Regions from separate parts of the Homo sapiens genome. Here region 2 is linked to region 1. Evidence: chromatin loops called from intact Hi-C (ENCODE). Cell type or tissue: Caco-2. All regions are shown on one strand. Links, peaks and the distances in the headings refer to the core of each region. The heading gives the core; the rest is flanking DNA.

The links. A loop is a pair of places that touch in the nucleus more often than their neighbours do. Peaks named below come from ENCODE experiments on the same cell type or tissue, not always from the same donor. Only the 100,000 strongest peaks of a DNase experiment are listed, where the experiment ranks them.
Region 2: a loop joins it to region 1, with 2.7 times the contacts of the local background. A loop is called at or near these places in 2 of 110 quality-filtered maps.

What each region holds. Positions count from the first base shown.
Region 1 is chr1:8,625,189-8,628,106 of GRCh38, forward strand. The region is part of intron 2 of RERE (arginine-glutamic acid dipeptide repeats); the gene reads right to left. Among named protein-coding and RNA genes, the nearest start is that of SNORD128, 130 kb to the left of the region's middle. In Caco-2, for the core only: no CTCF peak of the experiment used is centred there; a DNase peak (open chromatin) is centred at 1,443.
Region 2 is chr1:8,559,847-8,562,764 of GRCh38, forward strand. All of the region lies in intron 4 of RERE (arginine-glutamic acid dipeptide repeats), which reads right to left. Among named protein-coding and RNA genes, the nearest start is that of SNORD128, 66 kb to the left of the region's middle. In Caco-2, for the core only: a CTCF peak has its summit at 1,379; no DNase peak of the experiment used is centred there.

The DNA of each region.
Region 1 (2,918 bases), core at 131-2,630:
GCTCAAGCAATCCTCCCACCTCAGCCACCCGAAGTGTCAGGATTACAGGCATGAGCCACCACGCTTGGCCAAGGTTGCTTTTTAAAATGCCATGTTAAGACACTTAAATAAAAAGCAATGATTTTAAGGAAAGCAGTGGCTATAGAGAGAGTTAACCTCCTCCTACCCCCATATCACAACCTAAGATCATCATAAAGCTTAGGTCAGGAAAGTCTACGTATTATTTACTGAAAAGTAAAGGCACAGTCAATGAAATCTAGGAATAGTGACCACAATGCCTCATTCATTCATTCATTTTGCATAGACAGGGCCTCACTATGTTGCCCAGGCTAGTCTCAAACTCTTGGGCTGAAGCTATCCCCCTGCCTCGGCCTCCCAAAGTGCTGTGATTACATGCATAAACCACCATGGCCAGCCCATAATGCCATTCATTTTATACTTCCTCTGGACCCTTCAGAATGAGTGTATCTTACAATAATTCAGATGCTTGACAACACTGGCAACTTCCTCTATTGTCTCATTTGTCTTATGTGTTGAGAGCGAAGAAAAAGCACAGAAGTAGCAATTGGGAGTCATCACAAACCCCAACAGACCAACTAAGATGATCAGGAAGAAAGTCCTCACAAATGAGTACATTCCAAGAAACTTTCTGCAGAACATCAGGATCTTTGTACCTACCCAAAAGGCACTCTAGAAAAAGAAGAAATCTCAATGCCAACTATTTAGGCATTCAGAATTCCCCAACTGATTTCTCTACTCAAAGATGGACTCAACAGAGATTTAATCCCTGAATCCACGTAAAACAGTAGCTCAGGAATGAACTGTTGACTAAGCTTTCCCTATCTTGTTCCAAGGTCCCAGATGCTAAATAACTGTGCTTCAGCATTCAGGCAACATCAACTTAACATGCTAATCATCTTAAGGGACAAGCAAGAGAATTCTTCCCACCACAGTAGATCATTCTTTCATACTCCTACCTTGGTATTCAAGTAAAAACAGAAGAAACTCAATTCCCTAGATAAAAACTGTAGCTCCAAATTACACAATTTTGGAACAACCCAAAGTTCTTAGTTTCCTGTGTTTCAGTCCCTGTTATACCCACTGCCAGCATTTCAGATCTCTAGTTATCAATTATTTACTCACCTTACTCAACTCAACATGCCCTCTCCTTTCTGTTGCTTCCTACATACCACATTTCATGACATTAACACCATCATAGCCTAGCTACTGACAGAGCAGGAGCATCACCATCTTGGACAAGCACCACCATTTTCAAGTTCCCCTTGATCAAAAACTGCCTAAATCCAACCCAAAGGGCATCAGCCTAATGGCTAATGACATCATGACCATAAACCACAAATGACATCTCCAACCACAAACATTCCAATCCTAAGATAAACCCCTCTCTGACCACAGACATGCCAGCCCAGAGATAACGTCCCCTCTGGCTGGAGAGATGTCAGCCCCAAAACATTCCAACCCCACAATAAACTTCTCCTCCACACAGAAACATTCCAAGCCTGTGATAAGCTCTCCTGCCCTAAATCCTTAAGTAATACTCTTGGTCTGTAATAGACAGTGCTCCTGACCAAAATCAGCCAGAAGCCCCTCTCCGGTTTATTCTCCAAAATGAGCCTGTCTTTGACTGTTAAGCCACTTTTCGCATTTCTTTCCTCATTCTTTAACTCTTACAGCTACTACTCACTGGCTTCAGAACTAATAGGTCCCTTTCTAATTAATTGCTTCTACCTTCTTAAGGCTCAAGTGACAAACTTACTGCATTCAATGGTCTGGTCTCACTCCACACCCCATCTTCCCCTAGGCTGCATTCACTACAAGAAACCCCAACTCTGCTCCCAGTCTGCAAAACTCTTCTTCTCTCCTTCTACTAGCCCCTGATCACACCAACCTTAGAATTAGTTATCAGTTCCATATGGAGTAACTCCTCATGGCTCCTCTGTAACTAAATGGCAACACCTCCCTTCTTTTACATAACATTAACAATTTACATTCCTTGTCAAGTTATTTGGCAGTAAGGTGGTCTGCACTGTCCACTAACAATTACTATCAATCTTGTAGGCTCAGAGAAATGTACTCAATTCTACCTTCCCCGTACTCACCAAGGACTAATGTCTGCCATTAGTGTGGGGGTTAAAAAAAATAAAAAATAAAAAATAAGGCCAAGTCAGGTGGATCACCTGAGGTCAGTTCAAGACCAGCCTGACCAACATGGTGAAACCCCAACTACACTAAAAATACAAAAATTAGCTGGGTGTGGTGGCACACACCTGTAATCCCAGCTACTCAGGACTTAGAGGCAGGAGGATTGCTTGAACCCAGGAGGCGGAGATAGCAGTGAGCCGAGATCACGCCACTGCACTCCAGCCTGGGTGACAGTGAAACTGTCTCAAAAAAAAAAAAAAACCTGAAATAAATGGGAGACACTTGGAAAGCAAAGACTACGCATGTTTTTCTTTTTACACAAAGAAAAGCTTTATTTATATATACTTTAAATAATCCATAGGATCATTACTACACACCATCTTACTGTGAGATATAAAGCTAACTTACATACAAAAAAGCTTTCCAGAAAAAGGAAAAAGAACCTATGTTCTTTCATTTCCCGCTGCAAAGTTACATTCAAGAAAAGTGCCTGTAAATACACTAGGATATAGCTCTGTTAGAGAAGGAAGGAAAGGAACATGCCGGTATGTCAAGAGCAGCCAAGCACATCTGTTTGCCTAAACACTTCTCAGCAGTTGTACTGGAGCTGCCTCACACACCTGGCCTGAGAAATGCTGCCATGAGGGATAAGCATGAGAGAGATCCTCAACCGGACATACGGAATGACCACTGTTACTTTTCCTTAGATTAAAAGCCACCTCTTTTTGTTTAAAAAACGACCATGGCAACTCAAA
Region 2 (2,918 bases), core at 100-2,599, 65 kb before region 1:
CTCTATTGCTGACCAAATACACAGGCAGCAAGGGACAAATCGCCAGGACATGGGAGAGCAGCTAGAAAGTGTAGGAGATCAGGATATACCACCTCAAAATATGCTCTCTGGCACAAGGATTATTTAGCCAAGAACTTAAGAGGGGTAGAGGAAAAATTATATTTTGTCTCCAAGAAAACTTAGTTTCTTCCCTCGGCAGGATAATAAAAAGCAGGACCAGGATAAGATTACTCATTATAGAAAAAATATATATAAACCAGGGGAAGAAGCAGCACCTGTTTGGCAGTGCTTGGGGATGCATTCAGTTAAAATACGCTGTCTATAATAAGGACTTGCTCAACCTCAGCACTACTGACATTTGGGCCAGAGGATTCTTTGTTGTGGGGATCTGCCTGTGCACTGTTAGATGCTTATGACATCCCCGGCTTCTAACCACTAATTGCCAGTAGCACCCATCGTCCAGTTCTGACAACCAAAACTGTCTCTAAACATTGCTAAATCTCCCCTGTGGGGACAAAATTGTCCCTAGTTGAGAAATCACTGGTCTAGTAATTCATTTTGTTTTGTTTTTTAAGGAAAACAAAATCAGAATGGCAAAAATAAAACCTGGTTCGAGCACTACAGGGTAGGGAAGATGGCCTACTGGAAAGAAGATGGGAAGGCCTGTGGCCCCCTCCAATCTCAATTCCATGACTTCCCATGTATGTGACTTGGGGCACATTACCGAGATTCTCCCAATCTCCCCTTTTCTGTAAAAAGGAGATACTGAAATCTACCTAAAATAATTACTGAAAGAATAGAAAAGACAGAAAGCATCTAGAACTGAGTAGGTGCTCAATGAATATTGTTTCCTCTATTGGTAGGTGATTGTAACCAATAGTTCACAGAAAAATCTGAAGAACTGTGCCGAGAAGTGTGGGAGTTACTTCTTCACCAGAACTTGGTTTCCTACAAGGGATGATAGTGATCTCTAGTCACTGAGCTACTAATACATGCTTCAGTGCTCACAGAAATGTATTACTTCACTGAGCATACAGGAGTCCAGATCTACTAGCACTCCTAACAACAATCTTTTAAAATCTACCATCTATGTATTTCTGCAACACATTTAAGACATCTGAAAACCTGAAGGGCAACAGAAATACCTTTTAGATACAGTAACTCAAATTTGTACAATGTCTATCTTTCAGAACCAAGCCAGGGATACTGGTGATCTTCTGAAGTACAATATCTATGTTATCTTATGGTGTAGGAATACCTACTGATTACACACACAAATAAATTAACTGCTTTGGTTTATTTGTACCTAGATGTATGACTCCTAATATTATACTTTACAATGGCAGTGAAGGAACTATTGGATTCCCCAATGCAGTACTATGCAATAACCAGGGAGTGGCAGCATTGTGCTGAAAAGACTTCACAATCAATTCCACAGATAAAACACACAAAGGTAGACTGGAAGTAAACAACAATTTGAAACAAATTTAAGTAGCTGTAATATCCACAATCTTTCTAAATAGGCCGGTAACTTAATTAAAAATGAAAAGTCCATAAAGGGAGGCAGTGTGTGGTTTCAGCAGTACTAGATTACAATTAGGTAATCTAGGATTACAGTTCAGTCTGCAACTGCTAGTTGCAACCTGAGTGGAGTCCCCCAACCCTATGAAAAGTGAAGGGGTGGAACAAAATTGTTTCTATGCTCTCTTTCCATTCTTACATGTTTATATCTAGATTTCCTCCTCAAACAAAACCAAGTAGATAAAATGATGCTGTGGGAGAATCTCTAATTTTTTCTCTGTATCTGTGCAATGGCACTGGCTAACGGTGCCATCCTAAAGGTTTACAAATTAAAATGTCACCTTCAGTGGAAGCTGGCCACTGCTATAATACTGAGGGAAGAAGAGAGCATCCCCTCCCTGAGTAAGTGTTCCCAGAGCTACCTCAGACACAAAAGTATTGCTAGAAAGTTAGACACAGGTAATTATGTAATTCCTACTACTCACTAGTTGAAGAATTTTGTTCAAAATCACAGAAAATTAAAGCCAGACGTGAATTTAGAGATCATGCGATTCAAGCAAAACTGTCTAAGTTTGAATCCTGGCTCTGCAACTTACTAAGCTATGTGACTTTGGGCAAGTAACTTCTCCAAGCCTCAATGCTCTCATATACAAAATGGGAGAAAACCAAGTTTCTACCTTATTTGGTTGTGAGGATTAAATAAATTAATATAAAGCAAGTGGATGAGCTCAAAAAATGTCAGATATTACTATCATTGTTTTACAGAAAAAGAGAGCAGCAAAGATAGAGAGAAAAGAGGTCCCTTAAAGTTTTTGCTTTTCTAAGATTCAAAATTATGTTAGTAATAGTGTCATACAGCAAATTAAGAGGAAAATGTCTTCATTTTTCCAACAATTCTAGAAGCTTGTCAAGAATTTCTCAACAAATAAGCCTCATTTTTTACTACCAATATAATTTAACAATGGCATAAATGTCAAAATGTTTATAAATAATATATTTCAAACAGAATGCAGAATAAAGAGGGAAGTGAAGCTTCCTGTGTGAAAGCACCCTAGGGTGTACTTCTGAATAGTAAGAGGAGACCACTGGGAAGTAAATAACTTCTCACCAGTTTGTTTGTTTGTTTGTTTGTTTGTTTAGAGACAAGGTCTCACTCTGTTACCCAGGCTGGAGTGCAATGGCACCATCATGGCTCACTGCAGCCTCGACCTCCCAGGCTCAAGTGATCCTCCCGCCTCAGCCTCCTGAGTAAGTAGGAACACAGGCACCCAGCTAATTTTTAAAATTTTTTTGTAGAGGTGGACATCTTGCTATGTTTTAAGCCACTAAACAGGAGCACATCCAATCTGCTTAACAATAAAGTTTCAGGACTCTGGGCAAAAAAAAGGGGAGGGGGA